3 separate regions of the Homo sapiens genome follow, and regions 2 and 3 are each linked to region 1. The links are chromatin loops, found by intact Hi-C in ENCODE. Cell type or tissue: endothelial cell of umbilical vein. All regions are shown on one strand. Each heading gives the region's core, and the rest is flanking DNA. Links, peaks and the distances in the headings are about the cores only.

Region 1 (4,732 bases), core at 525-4,524:
TGACCAGGCTACAGAGCAATGGATTTCTCTTACGCTGAACTGAAAGTAGCCTAAGAATGCAAGAGTGTTTTAGAAATAAGGGACGTCTGCAACTTGGCCACAGACTGCAAGGAGCCGGAGTGCAGAGTGGCGGGCTGGGGTCGTGAAGTGGGGGGAAGCGGTGAGAGCAGTCCGGAAAGCAGGCAAGACGAGCTAGACCCCAGGCCGGGAAACCACACCGGCGGGAGACCCCGCACTCGGACTCCCGCTCCTCTGAGCAGAAGAGCAGTAGGGCAGGCCCACATTTTCTGCTGGACGGGAGGGAGAAGACCCGGCCCACTGCCACTGCCCTCTCTTCTCCAAGCTACCGAGGTACCAATCTTCTCCCCAACTCTCCAGTCCCTTTCACACGCCCCAGCCCCCAGTTGTCCCACCCTCCAGGACCTCGGGAGTTCCTAGACCAGCGCCACCGCCAGCTCCTAGCCCAGTGGATTTATGTGAGCGACTTAACATCTCTGAGCCTCAGTTTCCTCATCTGCAAATGGAGATACAATGGCACCTAGGGGATTATTACGAATATCAGGTGAGTTCAATACAAGCAAAGGGCTTAAAAGAGTGCACTATCCCCAAATGAAGGTTCGGGGAGTTAACTTAATATTCACTCCTATGGGATTTCGTCTCCCACCACCCCTTTCTTAGCCAGGATTCGGGTATTCCCTTCCCTCGCTCGGACTCCCCGTCTTCATTCACCGACCCACTCGCGGAGCGAGCAGGCCCAGCTCTGCGTGCACTGACGGGCTGGGCGCGGGCGGGGCGCCGCCGGGACTTGGCACCGGGCTGCGTCCTGAGGCGCCCTGCCCCGCCCCGCACTTTCCTCAGCCCGGGCTCCCGGGCGCCCGCCAACACTGCGAGTGGAACAGCCGGGGCGAGCCCGTAAGCCGGAAGGCGGCTTCCGGGAGCGCGTGCGAACGTGGAGGCCACGCCGGCGATGGGGGGTTGGAACGGCCGGACCAGGCAAAAGCCGGTCCCTCCCTGCTCCTCCACGCTGTGGGGCAGTAAGCGCTCCGGACCCGAGGCTTAGGGAATCAGAGGACACGCAGTATAAGGGTCGCAGGTCGTGGTTGCTCGGAACACGAGGTGAGAGGCGGAACAAGGCTGAAGGGAAGCTCTGGGAGTGCCCTTGCCGAGAGCGGCTCGTTGGTCTAGGGGTATGATTCTCGCTTCGGGTGCGAGAGGTCCCGGGTTCAAATCCCGGACGAGCCCAGGCTTTTACCCACCCCACACCCGAAATTTAAAAACAGATTTTTTCCCCCTAATTCCCCACATATTCCATTCAGAAACTTAAATGAAAACATACTGGTCCCATGAGCTCGAATGTTGATCCCCTTTGTTTTTTGAAGCGAGGGACCATGTGAGCTCAATTAATACAACATATGGTTACTGTACGCCCAAAGGCAACGCATTCAAATTGCTTTGTACCATGTAAAACACACACTCTTGAAAAACAGACGCCTAGTGCGGAATCCTGTGCACGCCTTTAACTCCTCCAAACGAGCAGGGGGCGTCATGGATTAGCATGTCCCGGGGTTCGGGAATCAGCATTTCCGAGGAAAGGGGCGCTCAGGAGATATCCCCACCCCCGATGAGGGGCACTGTCGTGGATGAGTTTAAACCACGCCATAGGCAGCCAAGAACTGAGCTCCCGATGGCCCTGTACACGCGCTGCACCCAGGAATAGACAGCTAGGGACAATGTTTTCATAGTACAATACTACATTACTAGCAAACTTTTTACATTTTCAAAATGAGGCCTTTTAATGGTATTTCAATGTAGAGTGTGCTCTAAGTTTCCAAAAATCTCAATTTTGTGTTTTACTCTGACCAACCTGTATTTATTACGTTTAGTAATCTATCCCCAAAAAAACTCACCTTTAAGTGATTCTTACTCCAAAACAGGGCTCGTCCGGGATTTGAACCCGGGACCTCTCGCACCCTAAGCGAGAATCATACCCCTAGACCAACGAGCCGACACAAACTCCACCTTACTGTCATCAGAAAGGAACACATAGCTATTTAGTCCTGCGCCCTCAAGTGGTTGCTCGCATGTTAGGATTCGATCTTTGGGTTGTGTTTGCTTTCTATAGATACCGCGTTTTCAATTTTCTTTCTTTTCTGTTTTGCTCTTTGAAAATCAGTAACACAGAAGACAGCAAAATTGTCACTATCAGTATAATATCGACCTCTTATTTCGAAAATTGTAATTGTATTTCTATTCATGGCTAATAAATGGCTATTAGTGTGGGACAATGTCACTGTGGCAGATTCCAGACTCTCTCCGTTACTGAGTGAGTTCTGGATGTTTCATTCGTTCTTTTTCGCACTTTTCTATAATGTTAAAATCTCGGTTTCTTGCCGATATTTTTTATTGTAATATTCAAAGCCCTACCTATCTAGCCTTGTGAATTCCCATCTCTGTTTTTACTCGAAGTGTTCTCTTCAGCTGGAAAACCTGTTTGCTTTTGGACAAATCCCAAACTCTAACCTTCCCAGAAAAAGATCCTTTAACATATCAAAACCAATAGTATGTGGTAAATAACTGGGTTTCAGTCTTATCTCCTCCAACTGTAACTTCTTAGAGCGCAAGACACCTACACCAACACGAAATTCTACTGTAGAATTGGCAACCAATTGTGTGATTGCTGTTCGATTGTCCCAATATCTTTAATTAGATATAGTAAGCATGGCTTCTTAACTATATTTTAAATTCTTTTTCCTTTCTTTCTTTTTTTTTTTTTTTTTTTGAGACGTTGTCTCGCTTCGCTCTTTCGCCAGGCTGGAGAGAAGTGGTGTGATCTCGGCTCACTGCAACCTCCGCCCCCTCCGCCCTCCAGGTTCAAGCGATTCTCCGCCTCCCGAGTAGCTGGGATTACAGGCACCTGCCACCATGCCCAGCTAATTTTTGTATTTTTAGTAGAGGCGGGTTTCACCATGTTGGCCAGGCTGGTCTCCAACTCCTGACCTCAGTTGATCCACCCTCCTCGGCCTCCCAAAGTACAAGCGTGAGCCACTGCGCCCGGCCTAATTTCTTTTTTTTTTTTTTTTTTTTTTTTTTTTTTTTTTGAGACAGAGTCTAGCTCTGTCACCCAGGCTGGAGTGCAGTGGCGCGATCTCGGCTCACTGCAAGCTCCGCCTCCTGGGTTCATGCCATTCTCCTGCCTCAGCCACCCCAGTAGCTGGGACTACAGGCGCCCGCCACCACGCCTGGCTAATTTTTTTTGTATTTTAATAGAGTCGGGGTTTCACCGTGTTAGCTAAGATGGTCTCGATCTCCTGACCTCGTGATCCACCTGCCTCGGCCTGCCAAAGTGCTGGGATTACCACCGTGCCTGGCCCTAAATTCTTAAATACTTAGCATTGAGGCTTATCATAAGGAAGCTGGTGCTCAATGAATGATTCTGAATGATTACAATTTGTCTCAAATTCCTTAACAATACGAATTTTAGGTGTTTTTTGTTTGATACAGGGTCTCACTCTGTCGCCCGGGCTGGAGTGCAGTGGCATGATCATGGCTCACTGCATTTTAGTACTTTTGTTGCCGGAAAAAGGGGTCTTCACCGAACCTGGAGAGAGGGTTCTTGGATCTCGTGCAGGAAAGAATTCAGGGTGAAAGAAGCAAGTTTATTGGAAACTACTCTGTTACAGAGCAGGATGTTCTCAGAAAGTAGGAGGAGAAACACCCCGTTCTTAAGTTTTTCTTATATAGTGATCTTACCTATGTAAAAGCTAGGCTAAGCTGTGCCTACATACGGGTGAGCAGACAACATGACAAATTTTGTTACTCTGTTGATTTAAAGAAGACAATTATTGACATTTTAGTGTGTGAATACGTAAAAGCATAACTGTGATTATCTTAAAGGCATATATTGTTGTAGATATTAGGACATTTGGACTTCTTGCTGTTGTAGGAGTCAGTCCTAGTTATCTTCAGGCTGTTTCCTTAATTATAAACATCCCATGACTATGGGTCGTGGCAGGCAAGGAATGTGCCTTGTTAGTCCTAAAATGGAGCTGAACTTAAAATGGCATTATTCTAGCTTTCCTAGGCTGCTGCTTCCCTAACACGTTGACAAACACATTGACAAACAGTAATTGTGAATTGTCATTCTAGCAAATAACCAACCAGATAGGAAACAAGTAGACAGAGTGACTATCTTAAATAGACCTATTCATTAATTTTATTTCATATGTCATACATTCATCGGTTTATTCATTCATTCATTCATTGCTCATTCTTTTTTATTTTTTTCCGAGACGGAAGTCTTGCTCTGTCACCCAGGCTGGAGTGCAGTGGCGCAATCTCAGCTCACTGCAACCTCCGCCTCCCGGGTTCAAGCAATTTTCCCGCCTCAGCCTCCCAAGTAGCTGGATTACAAACGGTGGGCACCAAATGTATTTTTAGTAGAGATGGGGGTTTCGCCATGTTAGCCAGGCTGTTCTCGAACTCCCGACCTTGTGATCCGCCGGCCTTGGCCTCCCAAAGTGCTGGGATTACAGGCGTGAGCCACGGCGCCCAGCCTACTCATTCTTCAACAAACATTTAACAACAAGTACTATGTGACCGACTCCGAACTGTCCACTTTCTTCCTATGGTTTGACAACAGAAAATTATAGAAAATCTAGCGCTGTCTTTACCCTTGTTTTATTTAAAACTGCCCTAACTTGAGTCTTCAGTTCTTCTTAGGGCTCCAGGAAAG
Region 2 (4,732 bases), core at 272-4,271, 87 kb after region 1:
CTTCTAACCCATTCTGGATAAAGAATGGTGGTCCTTCTACTTTTCTTTTTTTTTTTTTTTTTGACAAAGTCTCGCTCCGTCGCCCAGGCAGGAGGGCAGTGGCACAATCTCAGCTCACTGCAACCTCGGCCTCCCGGGTTCAAGTAATTCTGGCTCCCAAGTAGCTGGGATAACAGGTGTGTGTCACCACAGCCGGCTAATTTTTTTTTTTTGTATTTTTAGTAGAGACGGTTTCACAATGTAGGCCAGGCTGGTCTTGAACTCCTGACCTCAAGTGATCCACCTGCCTCGGCTCCCAAAGTACTGGGATTACAGGCGTAAGCCACCACACCCGACCCTACTTTTTTTTTTTAATGAAAGAGATGGGGCCTCACTATGTTGTCCACACTGGTCACTAACTCCTGGACTCAAGCAATCCTTCTGCCTCAGCCTCCCAAATGCTGGGGTTATACATGTGAGTCACCATGCCTGGCCAAGAGTGATGGTCTTTCTAAAACGGAAATATGGTCCATGCACTTCCTTGGGAAAGTCATTCAGTGCCTCCTACTGCTGGCAGGATAAGGTCTCAAACTCTACCACCTGCCCCATAAGGCCTGAGGGCATGCAGCTCCTGCCCGCCCTCTAGTCATCACACACATGTCACCCTGCTGAGGAGAACTCCAGCCAGACCAAGTGGGAGGACCCAGGCTCCAAAACTCCTCCAGCACCAAACGCTGTGTCCCAAATCTGTAAAGCTCTTCACCTGGCTGAGTCCTGTTTCCTCTCTCAGGAAGCTTTCTCCAGCCTTCTAAAGCCAGGATAGGGTGCATGCCGGGCCCCTTCATAGCTATGCGTTTTAATGATCTGTTCCCCCAGCGGAATTCTGAGTGCTTTACCTGTTGTATTAATCCATTCTCACACTGCTATTAAAAACTACCTGAGACGAGGTAATTTCAGAACAAAAGAGGTTTAATTGACTCACAATTCCACAGGGTTAATAGGAAGCGTGACTGGGAGGCCTCAGGAAACTTACAATGGTCGAAGGAGAAGCAAGTACCTTCTTACCATGGAAGACCAGGAGAGAGAGAGTGAGGGTGGAAGTGCCAAACATTTTTAAACCATCAGATCTCGTGAGAACTCACTACCATGAGAACAGCATGGGGGAAACCTGCCCCCATGATCCAATCACCTCTCACCGGCCTCTTCTCCAACACTGAGGATCACAACTCGAGATGAGAGTTGGGTGGGGACACAGAGCCAAACCTTATCACCCTTAACCCACAACAACCTTATGAGGTGGATACTGTTATTATCCCCATTTTACAAACAAGGGAAAGAAAGCACAAACAGGTTAAATAACTTACCCAAGGACACAAAGAAGTAGCAACTGGATCCAGTCCAGTGTGGTCCCAGGCCCACATCGGTAACCACCATGCAGAGTGTTTCTTACTTCTCATTGTAACCCTAGTGCAGAGCCTGATTAGTATAGTTGATGTTAAGTAATTTTTGTTTACCTCCATATTGTTTACTCATTCAATAAATATTAGGTTTCTACTTCTAAGGTAGTCTGTAAGAATTAGCTTGAAATGATCAAATGAAAATATTATTGGCCAGGTGCAGTGGCTTATGCCTGTAATCCTAACACTTTGGGAGGCCAAGGCGGGCGGATTACCTGCGGTCAGGAGTTGGAGACCAGCCTGGCCAACACGGTGAAACACTGTCTCTACTAAAAATACAAAAATTAACTGGGCGTGGTGGCACACGCCTGTAATCCCAGCTACTCAGGAGGCTAAGGCAGGAGAATCATTTGAACCTGGGATGCAGAGGTTGTGGTGAGCCGAGATCACACCATTGCACTCCAGCCTGGGCAAAAAGAGCGAAACTCCATCTCAAAAAGAAAAGAAAATATTATTTAATGAACTTATTAATTTACACTTTCTGAAGACTTACTGTTTGTGCAGGCACACTGGTCTTAGTGCGAGAAATAGAGAATGAGAACAATACCTTTACCCTTGAGTTGACAGGCATGGGGGTTGTGACAGAAATAAATATTTTAAAAAGATCATCACTTTTTCATTCCTGTTCCTGAAGCCTTCGTGGATTATTTATGTCTGCCTTCTCCTAAAAATAATTCTATCCAGGATGCCCCGAGGATGTCATGCTGGAAGCTTCCTGTAGGTAACGAGGGGCGCCGCAGTGGTGCTAAGTGCTGAGGCTGCAGGTCTGAAGACAAAAGCCTCCAGAGCGTGACCAGGAATGGTTCGTTTGGCTGCAGCCACAGTAAGGAGCCAGTGCTGCCACCTGCTGGCCAAGAGCAGGTTCGCCCACACCCATTCTGTTGTTAGGAGGCTGAATCACAGCCAGATGGAGGAGGGAAGGGATTTTATCACAACTCGCTTAGTTTAGAGATGAGGAAACTGATGAAAAAGGGACTTGCCCAAGGTCACGTAACTGGTTTGTGGCATAGTCAGAACCGGAACCAAGTACAGGGTTCCTGCAAAACCTGATGCACGCTCCTCTGGATTCAGGCACATGGAACTTAACCTTCAAATTGCAGTATGGTCTTTTCTCGCTTTTTCCTTTCTCTCTTCCCTCCCCCCTTTCCCTCCCCTCCTCTCCTTTCTCCTCCCCCTCCCTCCTCTCTCCTTCCTTCCCCCTCCCCCCATCCCTCCCCTCTCCTCCCCTTCCCATCTCTCCTCCCCTCTCCTCTTTTTTTTTTTTTTTGAAACCAGTTCTCATCACTGCACTTCCAGGACAGGGGAAGCACTGGGGAATGAGGCATCCTAGCTCTGTGGAGGGAAAGGGAGCTGGTCAACATATGCTTTAGGTATTTGTGGGTTTGTTTTTAATTAATAAACTTTATTTATAGAGCAGTTTTAGACTCATAGCAAAATTGAATGAAAGGTAGAGAATTCCCATATAGCCCCTGATCCTACATACTCACAACCTCACCTGCTAACAGCATTCCCCACTACAGCAGTTCATGTGATACAATTGATGAACCCACACTGACACGGCATTTTGACCCAAAGTCCATAGTTTACATTAAGAGTCACTCTGCTGTTACACATTCTATGGGTTTGAACAGATGTATAATGATGTGAATCCTCCTTCAGAGTAATGTACAGAATAGTTTCATTGCCCTAAAACTCCCCTAGGTTCCTCCTGTTCATCTCTCCTCCTCCCACCCCACTGGCAACCACTGTCTCCATAGTTTTGCCTTTTCCAGAAGGTCACATAGTTGGAACCATAGAGCATGTGGCCTTTTCAGACTGGCTTTCACTCAGTAATGTGCATTTAAGGTTCTTCTCTGTTTTTTTCATGGCTTGATAGCTAATTTCTTTTTAGTGCTGAATAACATTCCATTGTCTAGATTTACCACAGTTTATCCATTCACTTACTGAGGGACATCTTGGTGGCTTCCACGTTTGGGTAATTATACAGTTGCTATAAATGTCCATGTGCAGGGTTTTGTATGGATATGAGTTTTCAGTTCATTTGGGTACATGCCAAAAAGCACAATTGCTGAATTGTATGGTAAGAATATGTCTGGTTTTGTAAGAAACTATAAACTGTCTTCCAAAATGGCTGTACAACTTCACATTCCCTCCAGCAACGAGTGAGAGTTCCCGTCACTCCACGCCCTTGCCAGCATTTGGTGTCTTAGATTTTGGCCATTCTCGTAGGTGTGTGGTATGCTTTAGTTTTTTAGTAATTTGGGAGATGAACTATTAGTTTCAGAAATCCTCACACTCATTAGCACTATCTACCCATAGAATCAAAATCACAGGGAAGCCTGGTGGTGTTGACTTACAGAAAACATGAATACTTGCCTGCAGTTCACAAAGGGCACAGGGGTGAGACTCATGCTTTTGGCAGCTGTTGGGCAGCTGAGTATAAACCAGACTAAGGTGGTTGGGGCAGAACCCCAGAGTACTGTCCCCTGAGCCTATGTTCAAGCAATGCAGAGTGGCAACCAGAGGATGCTAAACTCGAAGGAGATGACTTGACTTTATCATGATCACTGCCTGCAGTTACCACCAGGAAGGCCTAACACAGGGTGCAGGATATTTAAAGAGAAGGAACGAGTATAACCCAATAAGGAAGGCATAGGCTAGAGATAAAGGCCACCATCCAGAGAGAGTGCCCAAAGGCCTACCTTCCTTTGCCCATCAGCATTTAGACATATGTTTTAGTTTACTTCTCTCTCACTGGCTAAAAGCAGACCACAGTCGGTTTCTTTGTTTCCTGTCTGTACCGTCTGTTCTCTTTAAAGTAAAAAAAAACAAACTGTCTAAATACAGGATGGGGAGAACTTGTTAGAATACATGTGACAGTATTAAAGGCTAATGCTTATGGATCTCCTTCTGTATACTAGGCAGCAGGTTTTTTTAAGTTAAAAAAATTGTTTTTTTGGTTTTTGTTTTTGTTTTTTTTTTAGTATTTATTGATCGTTCTTGGGTGTTTCTTGGAGAGGGGGATGTGGCAGGGTCATAGGATAATAGTGGAGAGAAGGTCAGCAGATAAACACGTGAACAAAGGTCTCTGGTTTTCCTAGGCAGAGGTCCCTGCGGCCTTCCACAGTGTTTGTGTCCCTGGGTACTTGAGATTAGGGAGTGGTGATGACTCTTAAGGAGCATGCTGCCTTCAAGCATCTGTTTAACAAAGCACATCTTGCACCGCCCTTAATCCATTTAACCCTGAGTTGACACAGCACATGTTTCAGAGAGCACGGGGTTGGGGGTAAGGTTAT
Region 3 (4,732 bases), core at 216-4,215, 370 kb after region 1:
TGGGAGGACTGACTCACCTGTGATTTGTGGTATTTCAAACTAGTGAAAAAAGGAAAAACAAAAGTGGCATTTGATTCCTAAGCTATTACTACTACCCAGGAAAATGCTTGCTGAGAGAAATGAACATAGCTTTGTGTATTGCATTCTAAAAATAACACCAAAATTGTGCTTTTGTAATCTTGTGCAGATTTGAGTTTGTGCTTTGATGTTTTCAAAGGAATCTTCAAGGTATTGGAAATACTTTGGAATCCAAAGTATTTGTTAGATACTTTCCAGTGAGTCCAGTCACTTTCCTTGGGCCTTCAGTTTTTTTTAGGTCTGGCCAGCAGATATTAATATCTCCCAAGATCCTTGGTTTATAATAGTTCTACATACCTAATAAAGCCCTGCTGGCCTGTTCTGTGATACTGATGACTCTTAACTATACCTCATCTTCCTTGACCTATAAGACTAGCTCCTTGCTTTTCTCATCCCCTTGGCCAAGACTTGGAGTTTGGCTTTGACTCTGGCTTAACTTACTTTGAGACCTCAGACAATTGCCCTGGATTCTGTGTCCCCTCTCCCAACCCACAAGGACAGTATGGCTCTGCTCCTTCTTATAGGCATATATGGCTAATCACAGCCATTCTCCTTTGCCTACAGTGAAGACGGTAATTTCCTCTCTCTCCCACAGGCTCCATCTGGGGTTCTGCATATATTGTGGGTAGCATCCCTGCCCTGCCTCTTAGGGGCTTGGAGGATTAGGGATTCTGTGAACCCAAGAGCCACAGCCAGGCAGTCACTCTGTCACTACAGGACAGAGCTGTCCTCAGCAACCAAGGGCATTTCTCAGGGAGAATGTCCTTTCTGGACTGTAAGGAAGGTCAAGCTGTATTTGTGCTATGATTTGGAACGTTACACCAGGCCCTGGGGATTTGATCATCTTTGATAGTCATTCCGGACAAATTAGAATGATTTTATCTTTGTACAAACAGGCCAGTAGCATAGAGGATAGACTTTTTCTTTTTTTTCTTTTTTTAGGCGGGGTTTCGCTCTTGTTGCCCAGGCTGGAGTGCAATGGCGCGATCTCGGCTCACTGCAACCTCCGCCTCCTGGGTTTAAGTGATTCTCCTGCCTCAGGCTCCTGAGTAGCTGGGATTACAGGCGCCCACCACCACGCGCAACTAATTTTGTATTTTTAGTAGAGACGGGGTTTCTCCATATTGGTCAGGCTGGTCTCGAACTCCTGACCTCAGGTGATCTGCCCATCTCGACCCCCCAAAGTGCTGGGATTACAGGCGTGAGCTACCACGCCCGGCTGAGGATAGACATTTTTAATAGAAAATCTCATTTTGGCTCCCTTAGACTTCTCAAGTTCCAGATGCTACTTAGCCTTTCCTCCCTGCTCTCTATTGCCTGCTCTTCCTCACCACATCCCTGCTTTTCTGAAAGTCCTTCCTTGCTGTGCAACAAATATGACAAAATTCCCAAGGCAAAAACCTTTAACACCTCCCATCTAGGATAACACTTATATTTTCAAGATTCTCACTTCATTATAGAGATCCCTATAAAAAGGAATAATACACCCTCCCCACAGAGATACTGTGAAGAAACACCAGTGGCTCAGCTTCAGCTGCACCCCAGGCATTGTGCTGCATGCTTTCCAAGTATTTCCTCATAGAATCCAGACAGTCACCCTGTGACGGAGGACTCCCTCAATCCTGTGTGTCTCCACATTGAAACAGATGACTAAACTTCCCTTCACAGATGAGGAAACTCATAAGTAGTGACTTGTTTGAAAACACCCATGTAATTGGAAGCACGGGATCTGAACTCATGACTTAACCATACCCACGTCTTCACCATCCTCACTATATCACACTTGCACTGGGGTAAAATGAGATAAAGCATTTGGAAGTACCTAACACAGCACCTAGCACATCATAGGCCCTCAAATGTCAAACAGGTCAGGCCCACAGAAGGCAGTCACATGCCAGCTCACTGCCTCCTCTTTATAGCCACATCATCCTCAGTTCCTTCCAGACAGGACACAGCCAGGGCTCAAGGCTGAACACATGTTGTGAATGTATCTTGTGGTCCATCCAGAGACATGTCTAATCTGCAAGTATCTAAGAGGCATATTGTCGGGATGGAAAATATTCAGGGAAATCTGAAGAGACTAACCATCTGTCATTGTATCAAAGCATTTTTCCTCCGTCTCCTGTCTCAACCCAAATTCCTTAGCCTATCTATTGCAAATATTTAGTCTCATTGGTTGTTCACTTGTTTACAGAAAGACCACATAGTAGCTCCTCAAATAAGAATCAAGGAACATTGGCACTAGATGGCCCTTGTCTTACACTCCTCAACTCTGCTTCTCCAGGAGCAGTGATCTACCTAAGATCACTCAGTGGCAATACCTGTGAACCTGGATGGGGTCATGCATGTAAGCAGGCTAGCCAGGTGGTCCTTGGTCACCAAGGCCGTGGACTACACGATAAGGGCAAAGGAATTCAAAACAAGAGTGCCCAGCCAGAGGCAAACAAGCTCTCAGGTTCATCCTTGGCTCTGCACAGCCACACCGCTGCCACCTAGTGTCTAAGGGCCTGAACTTCAGTCTTGGTGCCTCTGGCCAGGGAAATGGCTGTGTTGAGCTGTGTGTGTGCTCTGTAATGTGGGACTCCCAATGCCTTCTGGGTCAAAACAACCCCAAACCTGGTATCTGTGGCATAGCACAGGGACCCAATAAGGCGGAAATCTCAATGAAAGAGGCAGAGGTGGGCAGCAGTCCTAAATGTGGTCTTGTCAAAACCAGAAGACACAGGACTGAGTTGTTTAAGCTAACGAGTAGCCAAATGTCCCATGTGCCACTGTCCATGTGGTCCCATCAGGAAGGCTGCAGGCCTGCCACTGCATGGCAGTTTACAGCTAAAGAGCCTGGGTTTAGTGGGGGCACTTGGGGTTTCGACCTTCTGCACTAACGGCAGATATCCTCAGAAATGCTCTCAGGAACTTCAAAATGTGTGAAAATTCTCTTTTCCTTCTCCCCCACACCCCCTTCTCTCTTTCTCTCTAGCTGAATAAAGGCAAATTTGAATTCCTGAATATGGAAAATATGGTTCTAGCTGCCAAGCATCCTTCAAGACTTAGCTCAAACTGTCACTTACCTCATGGAGCCATCCCTAACTCCATATTTGGAAATACCCACCTCCCTCTGAAGCCACACTTCTTTCTATAACCACGACTTGACTTTGCTAGTTATTAGAATCGGTATCCACAGGTCCTGCTCCCTAAATCAGAGTGCACACTTTAGTGGTATTGCCTACAGAGCCTAGCCTGGTGCTTCGCATACACTGGATGTGCAGTGTCTGGTAGACGACTAAATGAATTGGACCTCAGTAAAAAAAGGGAAACACAGTGAATCATTTTGTGAAATGCAGTATTTCTAGATTTAGATTAAATTCTATAATAGCCCAGCTAGTGTGGGGTCAGTGGGGGAGTGGGGGGCTGTCTCAGGATTCTTTCCCTAGAGCCCAGTCTAGTACAGTCAGGGGAACATTCTCCAACCCTTGCGTTTCAAAGCCAAGCTGCTGCACTCAAGAATGCCTACACCTAACCAGCAACCCATCCTAGAGATAAAGGTCTCTCTGCCCTGTTCCACCTCTGTGCACACTAGTTGATCAGGAATATGGTCCCTTCAGAAAGTAGACAAGTGCTAGAAAAAAATATATACAGGGAATATATATAGAAAACGTGAACCACACGCAGACGTAGGAATGCCATCCAGTGATGGAAGCAGAGTGTCTGACCTGCACAGGTGAACCTGCCCTCTGCTCCTTCCCACTCCCATCCAGAAGCTAGGCCAGCGCCTGGCATCCAGGTGACCCAGAATAGTTGAGTTCAATCACCACAGGTAGCAAGACTCCAGGCCTCATGAAAGGTCTTTTACAAACTGCAGACCAGGGGACCAGCTAACCATTGGTTTCTGCCACACAACACAAAAACACAACCTCACCAGGAGCTAGCTGGGCCCCAAAGAAAAAACCACAAGGGTAATTCACTTTCTAGAACAGCTGCCTCTCAGCAACCAGCAAGATCTCCTTGGAATCTACCTTCTGCCAACCAAAGCAGAGAAGTCCTGAACTTATTTAGTCATGATGCAGGCCAAGGGCAGACGCAAGAGGAGATCAGTGGCTTCCCAAGTCATCACAGCAATTACTCCAGGACCAAACTTCAACTGCTGTTCCAGCACAAAGGGAGGAGAAGAGAGGTTTAACCATCCCAATCACATTCCTGTGCTTCCCCTTCTGAGATGGTGACCCTGCCCCTCATGCATCTTGGTGGCTGGCATTCTATCCAGATTGTGCTCTAATGGACAGGGCAGACAAAGCCACAGAACCTTGATCTGCCTGCACTTCACATGTGCATGAGCAACCACACTCCAAAGTTATACAAAGGTCGGTCCGTGGGTCTGCTTTTGTGTTTTACCTATCTCTGCTTTACAAATCCTGAGAACACCAAAGGTCAGAGCTGGAAATGATCTTGGAGACCATTCAATCCAACTCCACTCTGTTTTCCCACTTTACAGAGGACCTAGAAAGGTGACAAGATGTCCAAATGACATGTGCACACAAAGACAGAGCTGGGCCAATAACCCAGGTTGCTGGCTGTGGGTCCAGGGCTGCTTCTATCTTATTTATACCAGGCTTGTGATAATAGTAACTGTTGCTCTTGGGAGTGTGCCATGCAGAAC

The links. A loop is a pair of places that touch in the nucleus more often than their neighbours do. Peaks named below come from ENCODE experiments on the same cell type or tissue, not always from the same donor. Only the 100,000 strongest peaks of a DNase experiment are listed, where the experiment ranks them.
Region 2: a loop joins it to region 1, with 6 times the contacts of the local background. A loop is called at or near these places in 97 of 110 quality-filtered maps.
Region 3: a loop joins it to region 1, with 9 times the contacts of the local background. A loop is called at or near these places in 44 of 110 quality-filtered maps.

Annotation. Positions count from the first base shown.
Region 1 is chr1:167,713,555-167,718,286 of GRCh38, forward strand. TRP-CGG1-1 (tRNA-Pro (anticodon CGG) 1-1) reads left to right here and starts at 1,171; the gene lies at 1,171-1,242. It overlaps TRP-AGG2-1 (tRNA-Pro (anticodon AGG) 2-1), which reads right to left and starts at 2,005; the gene lies at 1,934-2,005. RefSeq lists enhancers at 1-527, 22-181 and silencers at 652-891, 1,192-1,291. In endothelial cell of umbilical vein, for the core only: a CTCF peak has its summit at 2,091 (motif pointing left); DNase peaks (open chromatin) are centred at 1,067, 1,357, 1,997, 2,547 and 1 weaker place; H3K4me3 peaks cover 2,533 bases; H3K27ac peaks cover 1,911 bases.
Region 2 is chr1:167,801,241-167,805,972 of GRCh38, forward strand. No RefSeq gene overlaps it. Among named protein-coding and RNA genes, the nearest start is that of MPZL1, 82 kb to the left of the region's middle. In endothelial cell of umbilical vein, for the core only: a CTCF peak has its summit at 2,264 (motif pointing left); a DNase peak (open chromatin) is centred at 2,261.
Region 3 is chr1:168,079,865-168,084,596 of GRCh38, forward strand. GPR161 (G protein-coupled receptor 161) reads right to left here. Exons shown (of 6, transcript NM_001375883.1): 6 at 1-4,732. Among named protein-coding and RNA genes, the nearest start is that of GPR161, 55 kb to the right of the region's middle. RefSeq lists a silencer at 2,427-2,721. In endothelial cell of umbilical vein, for the core only: a CTCF peak has its summit at 2,572 (motif pointing left); a DNase peak (open chromatin) is centred at 2,547; H3K27ac peaks cover 663 bases.